Regions from separate parts of the Homo sapiens genome. Here region 2 is linked to region 1. Evidence: read pairs that join two places in POLR2A ChIA-PET (ENCODE). Cell type or tissue: PC-3. All regions are shown on one strand. Each heading gives the region's core, and the rest is flanking DNA. Links, peaks and the distances in the headings are about the cores only.

What was found. ChIA-PET counts read pairs that join two places held together with the same protein. Peaks named below come from ENCODE experiments on the same cell type or tissue, not always from the same donor. Only the 100,000 strongest peaks of a DNase experiment are listed, where the experiment ranks them.
Region 2: POLR2A ChIA-PET joins it to region 1 with 11 read pairs; 3 of 35 experiments call an interaction of 5 or more read pairs at or near these places.

The regions. Positions count from the first base shown.
Region 1 is chr16:30,607,838-30,613,205 of GRCh38, reverse strand. It overlaps ZNF689 (zinc finger protein 689), which reads left to right and starts at 2,817. Exons shown (of 3, transcript NM_138447.3): 1 at 2,817-3,369; 2 at 3,568-3,681. The coding sequence starts at 3,165. LOC124903678 (a long non-coding RNA gene) reads right to left here and starts at 2,732. Exons shown (of 2, transcript XR_007065051.1): 1 at 2,443-2,732. RefSeq lists an enhancer at 1,821-2,790 and a silencer at 3,078-3,127. In PC-3, for the core only: a CTCF peak has its summit at 3,146; a DNase peak (open chromatin) is centred at 2,755; H3K4me3 peaks cover 1,818 bases; H3K27ac peaks cover 585 bases.
Region 2 is chr16:30,178,503-30,183,183 of GRCh38, reverse strand. No RefSeq gene overlaps it. Among named protein-coding and RNA genes, the nearest start is that of CORO1A, 2.8 kb to the left of the region's middle. RefSeq lists an enhancer at 720-829. In PC-3, for the core only: no CTCF peak of the experiment used is centred there; no DNase peak of the experiment used is centred there; H3K4me3 peaks cover 423 bases.

The DNA of each region.
Region 1 (5,368 bases), core at 588-4,587:
GCATGTGCCACCAAGCCCGGCTAATTTTTGTATTTTTAGTAGAGACAGGGTTTTGCCATGTTGGCCAGGCTGGTCTTGAACTCCTGGCCTCACGTGATCCACCCACCTCGGCCTCCCAAACTGCTGGGATTACAGGTGTGAGCCACTGCTCCCGGCCTCATTGCCTTCTAATTTTGTGACTTTTCCTGCCACATTGTTTGTCTTTATTCCTTGAAAGCTTTGAGGTTAGTGTTTTGCCCATAGTATATGCTTTACAATATTGATTAAAGGGTTAGAGAGATAGATGTGCATGTCACTAGCTAAGAGACATGGCAAATGGTGTATTCTCCTGCTCGCAGGACCCTTGGGGGTGGCATTGAGCTGGTGAAACTCTGCAGTATAACACATACATAGAAGTAGGGGCTAGGGCGGGCGTGGTGGCTCATGCCTGTAATCCCAGCACTTTGGGAGGCAGAGGTGGTTGGATCATGAGGTCAGGAGTTCGAGACCAGCCTGGCCAAGATGGTGAAATCCCGTCTCTACTAAAAATACAAAAATTAGCCGAGCAAAGTGGCGGGTGCCTGTAATCTCAGCTACTCGGGAGGCTGAGGCAGGAGAATCACTTGAACCCGGGAGGCCAAGGTTGCAGTGAGCCGAGTTTGCACCACTGCACTCTAGCCTGGGCAACAGAGCAAGACTCCGTCTAAAAAAAAAAAAAAAAAGGGCTGGGCACAGTGGCTCACGCCTGTAATCCCAGCACTTTGGGAGGCTGAGACGGGTGGATCACGAGGTCAGGAGATCAAGACCATCCTGGCTAACATGGTGAAACCCCGTCTCTACTAAAAATACAAAAAATTAGCTGGGCGTGGTGGCGGGCGCCTGTAGTCCCAGCTACCCGGGAGGCTGAGGCAGGAGAATGGCGTGAGCCCGGGAGGCGGAGCTTGCAGTGAGCCGAGATGGCGCCACTGCCCTCCAGCCTGGGTGACAGAGCGAGACTCCGTCTCAAAAAAAAAAAAAAAAAAAAAATGTGGAGGCTAATGGGGTGGGTGCTGGCTTGTTCCATCAGCAATTTTCAGTTCAGTGCCTTTCACATACATGCTTGTATCATTCTGTTATGATTCATTGTGAATTTATATGCTTTACTAGACTGTAAGCTCCATTCAAAGCATGGCCTATGACTTATTTATGTACGCTCTCCCAATTGCCTAGCACTATGCTTTGTACGTTGAACAAATGTCACGTGAAAATAATGTAGGGAGATTATGCAGAATATTGAACTTGAGAAGAAAACAAGAGCTCAGGTGGATTCCTGGTTTAGCAAGCAAATTAGGATACTGTGAAGGAAGGATGCCTATCAGTGGTATGAATAAAGGCTCTGTCTGCCCCAGGTTTAAATCTTTATTCCCCACTCCTTACTAGCAGTATGGCCCTGGAAACTCATGGAATCCCTCTGAGATCGTTTCTTCATTAGTAGAACCAGGATGATAACCATTGGTTCACAAAATGCTAGTAAAGAATTAATAACGGGCTGGGTGTGGTGGCTCACTCCTGTAATCCCAGCACTTTGGGAGACCGAGGTGGGCGGATTGCTTGAGCTCAGGAGTTCGAGACCAGCCTGGGAAACATGGCGAAACACCGTCTCTACCAAAAATACAAAAAATTAGCAGAGCACTGTGGGTGCATGCCTTCACTCCAGCCTGGGCAACGGAATGAGACCCAGTCTCAAAAAAAAAAAGCGAATAACTAATGGCTCCGGTGCTGTGGCTTATGCCAGTAATCCCAGCCCTTTGGGAGGACGAGGCAGGAGGATCACTTAGCCTAAGGGTTCGAGACCAGCCTGGGCAACACAGGGAAACCCTGACTCAACAAATAACATAAAAAATTAGCCAGGCGTGGTAGTGCACACCAGTAGTCCCAGTTACTCTGAAGGCTGAGGCAGGACGATTGCTTGAGCCCAGGAGTTAGAGGCTGCAGTGAGCTGAGATTGCACTACTGCATTCCATCCCGCCCGGGTAACAGAGTGAGACCCTGTCTCAAAAAAATAAAAATAAGGCCGGGCATAGTGGCTCACGCCTGTAATCCTAGCACTTCGTGGGGCCGAGGTGGGTGAATCACTTGAGGTCAGAAGTTCGAGACCAGCCTGGCTAACATGGTGAAACCCCATCTCTGCTAATAAATATGAATATTAGTCAGGAGTGGTGGCACGCGCCTGTAATCTCACTTACTCGGGAGGCTGAGGCAGGAGAATCGCTTGAACGTGGGAGGTGGAAGCTGCAGTGAGCCGAGATTTCGCCACTGCACTCCAGCCTGGGCGACAGAGCACGACTCTGTCTCAAAAATAAATAAATAAAATAAAAATAAAAAATAATAAAGATGAAATATGTAATATGCTGGGCATGGCGCCTGCCCCCAGGAAATGCTAACCATAATTCCCTCCCCTAAAGGGCAAACAAAGAAGATAACCATTCTCCAAAGTCAAGGATGCTCTGAGAACACCAGTAAAAGGAACTCAGGATAATCTCAGCTCTAACTCGGCCAGAGTGGCTCCATCGCTCAAATCGTTCCCTCCTTCAGTGATTGGCTGAGCCTGCCAGAGTCGAACAGCGGAAAGCAGCCCCGGGGCCTCTTGCTGCCCCCAGGTCGGTGCAAGTCGCTTCACAACTCCTTGTAGTCGCCTGATCCTAGCAGTCCAGCTTCCTGCCCTTATGCAGCTCTTGGCTTCGTTCAAACGGACCGCCTTTGCTAGCACCCAATCAGAACGCTCGATCTTCGGCTCTCGTCCAATGAACGCGCGTATTGGGGAGGGGAAAAAAGACGGCGTGAAGCCCAATCGCAGCGCCATTACACTTGAGGGCAAAGAGGTTAGGAAGCCGGCATGGCGCTCCGGTCAATAAAATCGATAGCTGGAAGCTGCCTGTGTTCCAGGCAAAGGCGGTGCGGTAGCAGCGCCGCCATTTTCCCCGAAGGCATCTTCCGGTGCCTTTCACCCAAGTTCGGGCAGGAGTTTCCTGAATAACAGCAAAAGGTTTCCGTTAGCCCCGCGGGCGACCAATTCCGATTCCCTCCGGGCCTCCCCGGCCACGCTCAGCCCTGGTCCGGCAGGGGCTCCTCGATCCCAGGGGCCGCCAGCGCCCGAGGGCCGAGGCCTGGACACGGAAGGCCGTGGCGCCGGCTTCTCGGGTCCCATGGCGCCACCTTCGGCTCCGCTCCCTGCGCAGGGACCAGGAAAGGCCAGACCCAGTCGGAAAAGGGGCAGGAGGCCGAGGGCTCTGAAGTTCGTGGACGTGGCCGTGTACTTCTCCCCGGAGGAGTGGGGCTGCCTGCGGCCCGCGCAGAGGGCCCTGTACCGGGACGTGATGCGGGAGACCTACGGTCACCTGGGCGCGCTCGGTGAGGCCGGCCCCATCCGCTGCCGCGGGGCGCGAAGGGATGCAGGAGCCGGAGAGGGTGTAGGCAGGGAGGCCACGGTCCTGGCAGGCGACCAGGTTGTCAGGGGAGGTGGGCAGGGGCTTAGCAGGAGGTGCCGTCGGGGAGATACTACTCGGCGTGATCTAGGAGCTGGCCTTCTGATTTGTTCTCTTTCCCCAGGGTGCGCAGGTCCCAAACCAGCCCTCATCTCCTGGTTGGAACGAAACACCGATGACTGGGAACCGGCTGCTCTAGATCCGCAGGAGTACCCGAGAGGGCTAACAGTCCAGAGAAGTGAGTGCTAAATAACCACGCAGAGCCTGCAGCCCTCCTATAACGTTCTACCTCTAACGGCTCTGTCCAGAGTTTTGGTTGGGCTAGGGGTGGGTGCCGCGTATTTAGTATATTCATCTTCCCAGCCTCTTGTGTCTGGTGGTGTGGGGCCGGTCCACCACACAGAGATTCCTATGTCAGTCTGCAAGCTGCAGTTTTCCACTGTGTGAATGAATCAGTGGGCTTATTCTTCGTCTTTTTTTTTTTTTTTTTTTTTTGTAGAAACATTGTCTTGCTCAGTTCGGTCTTGAACTTCTGGCCTCAAGCGATCCTCCTGCCTTGGCCTCCCAAAATGCAGGGGTTACTGGCGTGAGCCATTGCAGCCAGCCAGAATCAGTGAGCTTTTAACAGGTGCTACCCTCTGCCTCCTTTCCAGGATCTCTGCCTCTAGCCACCTTTGAGTTGGACCAAAGAGATCCTAAACTTCTCAGAGTTTTCTGGGTTTTGGTTGAAGGGAGCTCATGGGGAACAGCTGCCTGGGATGCAGGGGCCTCTTTCTGCTCTTACGGCAGGATGACCCTTATCAGCGAAGGACATACTGCAATCTCCTCAGAATCCAACAAGGCTCTGCTTAACCCCATTCAGGTAGAAGGGTCCCAGATCCACCCATAGTAGAAGATGGAGCTGTCTGGGCTGGAATTTCAGAGCCAGATTCTTCAAGACCAGGGATAGCTGTCCAAGATTCAGATCTGACCATGATATTTCCTTGCTTAAAACTTTTCAGTTAATTTTTGCCAAGGTTGTTAAATGGCCATTGGTTATATCTAAATCACTTGGGGAACTTGGTAAAAACGCAGGTTCCAGGACCCCATCCCAGAGCTATTCATTCACTCGTGTGAATGTTTAGGAACTTCCATTTTTTAAATAGCCTCAGCTGATTCAGATGTGCATCTAGGTTTGAAAACCGGCCGGCTGGTGGCTCATGCCTGTAATCCCAGCACTTTGGGAGGCCGAGGTGGGTAGATCACTTGAGGTCCGGAGTTCAAGACCAGCCTGACCAACATCGTGAAACCCCGTCTCTACTAAAAAAATACAAAAATTAGCCGGGCACTATGGTGGGCGCCTGTAATTCCAGCTACTCAGGAGGCTGAGGCAGGGAGAATTGCTTGATCCTGGGAGGTGGAAGTTACAGTGAGCCGAGATCATGCCAGTGTACTCCAGCCTGGGTGCCACAGTGAGACTCCATCTTGGGGGAAAAAAAAAAAGAAAAGAAAACCATTGGGTAAAATACAGTCCAAGGTCTTTAACAATGCTAACAGCAGTGGTTCTCAAAGCGTGGTCTCAGACCAGAAGCAGCATTATTTGGAAACTTGTTAGAAATGCACATTCTTGGACCCTACCCCAGACCTGCTGAATCCAAAGCGGGCACTAGGGCCTGGCATTCTGTTTCAGTAAATCCTCCCAATGATTCTGATCACAGTGGAGTTTGAGAACCATTGGCTTAGAGGGCCTTTTGACCCAGTCACTGCTAGCTCATACCTCATAGGTTTCCATATCTTGCCTTACACTCTTTTGTGTGTGTGTGAGACGGAGTCTTGCTCTGTTGCCCAGGCAGGAGTGCAGTGGCACGATCTCAGCTCACTGTAACCTCTTGCTCCCGGTTTCAAGCAATTCTCCTGTCTCAGCCTCTGGAGTAGGTGGGACTACA
Region 2 (4,681 bases), core at 1-4,000, 430 kb after region 1:
CGAGGAGGAGCCCCGAGCGCGCTCCTGGACCCCCGGGACCTGGCTCTTGCCTGGCTCTGAGATCTAAGCATGGGTGGCCCCGGGAGTCGCTTCTCCTCCCTGGATCTCCTGGCTTCATCGGGAACACCCCTGCCCTCCTGCTGAAATAATCCGGCATCACGGGCACCTACTTCGTGCCAGGGGCTACAGGGTCGAGCAAGGCAGGCAAGCCAGGCAGGTTTCCGCCCCTGAAGAGCCCAGCCTGGGGGAAGGAGGAGGAGCCCACGGCCGCTCCAAGCCCTGGCTTTGGCGAAGGCTCGAGGGCAAGGAGGAATAGTTCCCACCCTTGGATTCAGAGAGGCTTCTGGAGGCAGCAACAGCGGGCAGGAAAGGCCTGCTCTAGAGTCAGACTATGTCATGAGTGCGACCGCAGCCTGTCACCTGCTGAGTGAGGTGTGGCCGCTACTTAGCCTTTCTCAGCCTCGGTTTCTCCCTCTGTAACAGTCATACCTGCCACGTAAGAGGTATGGGGATGATTACCTAAAATAACCCAAGGAAGTCAGTAAGGACCTCATCTAGAAAGTGGCGGGTGCTTAATAAACGTTAGCTCTCAGCCATGCGTAGTGACTCACGCCTGTAATCCCAGCACTTTGGGAGGCCAAGGCTGGCGGATCACCTGAGGTCAGGAGTTCGAGACCAGCCTGGCCAACATGGTAAAACCGCATCTCTACTAAAAATACAAAAATTAGCGTGGTGTAGTGATGCACCCCTGTAATCCCAGCTACTGAGGAGGCTAAGGCATGAGAATAGCTTGAACCCTGGAGGCAGAGGCTGCAGTGAGCCAAGATTGAGCCACTGTTATCACCCAGTCTTCTCTGGGTGAAAGAGCAAGACCGTCTCATTTTAAAAAAAGTTAGCTCTCATCATTCTTGTTTAAAAAGTATCTGGGCTGGGCCTGAAAGGATTAGGAAGAGCCAACAGGCAAGGCTAGAGGGGTGACCTGTAGGCTGAGGGACAGCCCTGTCGTGTGGAGAAGTTCAAGGAACAGCAAGGGACGGGTTCAAGTCCCACCTCTGCCACTGACTGGCTGTGCGATCTTGGCCAAGAGGGCTAATCTCTCTGAACCTCATTTTGTCATTGGTAAATGGGGAATTAATAAGATTTGAACTGCCCACCTCACAAAGTTATGAGGCTCTGGCCGGGCGCAGTGCCTCACGCCTGTAATCCCAGCACTTTGGGAGGCCAAGGCGGGCAGATCACGAGGTCAGGAGATGGAGACCATCCTGGCTAACATGGTGAAACCCCCTCTCTACTAAAAATACAAAAAATTAGCCAGGCATGGTGGCAGGCGCCTGTAGTCCCAGCTACTTGGGAGGCTGAGGCAGGAGAATGGTGTGAACCCAGGAGGCGGAGGTTGCAGTGAGCCGAGATCGTGGCACTACACTCCAGCCTGGGTGACAGAGCGAGACTCCATCTCAAAAAAAAAAAAAAAAAAAAATTACCCGGGCATGGTGGTGCATGCTTGTAATCCCAACTACTCTGGAGGCTGAGGCAGGAGAATTGCTTGAACCTGGGAGGCGGAGGTTGCAGTGAGCTGAGATGGCACTATTGCACTCCAGCCTGGGCAACAAGAGTGAAACTCCGTCTCAAAAAAAAAAAAATTAGCTGGGCATGGTGGTGTGCGCCTGTAGTCCCAGCTACTCGGGAGGCTGAGGCAGAAGAATCGCCTGAACCCAGGAGGCAGAGGTTGCAGTGAGCCAAGACTGTGCCATTGCACTCCAGCCTGGGCAACAGAGTAAGACTCCATCTCAACAACAACAAAAAAGTTACTAGGCTCAAATGAGACAATAAATCTGTAAATCTTTTATAGATTATTCAATTGTAAAAACCTTAGGGCTGTACTGTACTCAAAGGCCTGCGACTGGACGGGACTAGACCGAGATAAGGTGGGTACTCTGATGTGCCGTCTCCCACAGAAGTGACAGGAATAATAACTGGCTTTTATTGAGTGCCTACTATGTGCTGGGCACTGTTCTAGACACTATACTATGTTCATGTAATCCTCATAGCACCCCTGGGTAGCAAATACTATCTCCATTTTACAGATGCAGAAACTGAAGCACACACTGCCTTCAGCTCTGGAGGGCCTCATGTCCACCCACAGGACGAGGGCATTGGTGAAGGACCTGAAAACTAGGCTCCTGAAGGTGGCGAGCCTGACGGCCCTGGAGAGGGCAAGGTGCAGGCAGACAGTGCTGCTTTCAGAGGCCAAGTGGGCTGCAGCAGGGGAAGGGGTGGGCAGCCTTGGGGCTGCCACAAAGGTCAGGGGCAAGGCTGGTGGGTGGAGGTTCTGGGAAGCAGATGTCCATGCAGCATAAGAATTAGTTACAGCAGTGAGTGGGGAAGGCCCTGGCAAGGCTCTCCATGTTTGAGAGGGGGACAACCTTTTCAAAGGGTGTCCTTATAAGGGATGTCAGAGGGCATTTGCCCAGGAGCGGCGAGAATCACTTGAGCCTAGGAGTTTGAGACCAGTGTGGGCAGCATAGCAAGACCCCATCTCTTAAAAAAAAAAAAAATGAAATTAGCCAGCTGTGGTGGCATGTGCCTGTGTTCTCAGCTGCTTAGGAGGCTGAAGTGGGAGGTTCGCTTGAGCCCAGGAGTTCCAGGCTAACAGTGAGCTATGATTGCACCACTGCACTCCAGCCTGGGTGACAGAGGGAGACCCAGTTTCAATTAAAAGAAAAAAAAGGGGGACCTTTGCCTCTCTTGTTCCTGCTGGTTTAGCTCTTACCATTGCCTCTCTCTTTTTTTTTTTTTTTTTTTTTTTGAGACAGGGTCTCCCTCTGGCTGGGGTGCAATGGCACGATCACAGCTCACTGCAGCCTCAACCTCCCACGCTCAAGCGATCCTCCCATCCATCCTCAGAGCCTCCCGAGTACCTGGGACCAGAGGCACATGCCCAACACACCTAGCTAATTTTTTAAATTGTTGGTAGAGACGGGATCTCACTATGTGGCCTAGGTGGGTCTCGACCTCCTGGGCTCAAGCAATCCTCCTGCCTCAGCCTCCCAAAGTGGTGCAATTACAGGCATGAGCCACCGTGCCTGGTCCCGTCGCCTCTTTATTGGATTTTCTTTTGGGGAACCAACCTCTCCTCACAGGCACTCCATGAGGTTCAGGAGGGGACCTGGCGTATTCACATGGCCTGTGCTTCCCAACCAAAGCAACCTGTTTTCATTGGCTCAGGGATGGGCACTTGATTCATCTTGTGCCCAAGACTCACCTTGGAGCTGCTGTGAAAAAGATGCCCTCTCTCCACTGGGAGTTAGGAAGCTGATAGGATGTAAGCCCAGCACTGCTGGTGATATCTTGTTGGTATGCAGGAAAAGCTGGTCAGAGCAAGGTGCAGTGGCTCACGCCTGTAATCCCAGCACTTTGGGAGGCCGAGGCAGGCAGATCACCTGAGGCCAGGAGTTTGAGACCAGCCTGGCCAACATGGCAAAACCTGTCTCCACTAAAAATATAAAAAGTAGCCAGGCATGGTGGTGTGCACCTGTAGTCTCAGTTGCTTGGGAAGCTGAGGCAGGAGAATAGTTTGAACTGAGGAGGTGGGAGTTTTGGTAACCCGAGATCACGCCAGCCTGGACGACAGAGCAAGACTCTGTCTCAAAAAAAAAAAAACAAAAAACAAAAACAAAAAAAACAGCAAAAAGCTGGCTAGGATGGGTCTACACAGAGGCCTGAAGAGGCCAGATATGAAGAGACATATTCTTGAGATCATTTGAGTGTCTGGATCAAGCTGTGCCTGAAACCCTTAACTTTCCTGTTGTATAAGGCAATGCACTTCTTTTTCACGTAAGCCAAGAAGTATGAGTTGGATTCCTGGCACTTGCAGCTGAAAAAGTTCTGATTACACCTACCCTGGAGGGAGACAGGACCAGAGGCCCTTCCAAGGAGCCAGATACCTACAGTAGAGGTAGACTGAAGTGTTGGAATCAAATCATTACTCCTCTTTTTATTTTTATTATTTATTTATTTTTTTTTTTTTTGAGACAGAGTCTCACTGTCACCCAGGCTTGAGTACAGTGGTACAATCTCTGCTCACTGTGACCTGCGCCTCCTAGGTTCAAGCGATTCTCCTGACTCAGCCTCCCGAGTAGCTGGGATTACGGTGCATGCCACCTTGCCTGGCAAATTTTTGTATTTTTAGTAGAGAGGGGGTTTCACCATGTTGGCCAGGCTGGTCTTGAACTTCTGACCTCAGGTGATCTACCCACCTGGGCCTCCCAAAGTGCTGGGATTACAAGCGTGAACCACCATGCCCGGCCAAAGTCCAATGTCTTTAGCAAGGTTCACAGAGCTTCCCTAGTCTGTCTTGCCCAAAGGAGGCTGTGGAGCATGGTGGGGTCAGGCACCCCTGATAACCTTGGTTTCAGCATCTCCTTACTGTCCCTGGCCAGGTGCGTTTTCCTCATCTAGGACAGGTGCACAGTGGCCCTCACTTTATAGAGGATGAGGACTAATGGAAACTAGCTATAAATGCTGGGCACAGTGCCAGGAACCAGGCTGGAGTGTGCTGGCAACTTTCCCTACCCCCTCCGCCTTCTCCATGGAGAAAGTGTGGCCCTAGAATGACACACGTAACATGCTGTCTTTGGGAAGTCACTTCCACTTGGAGTTTCTGCCCTTAGCATGGTAGCAT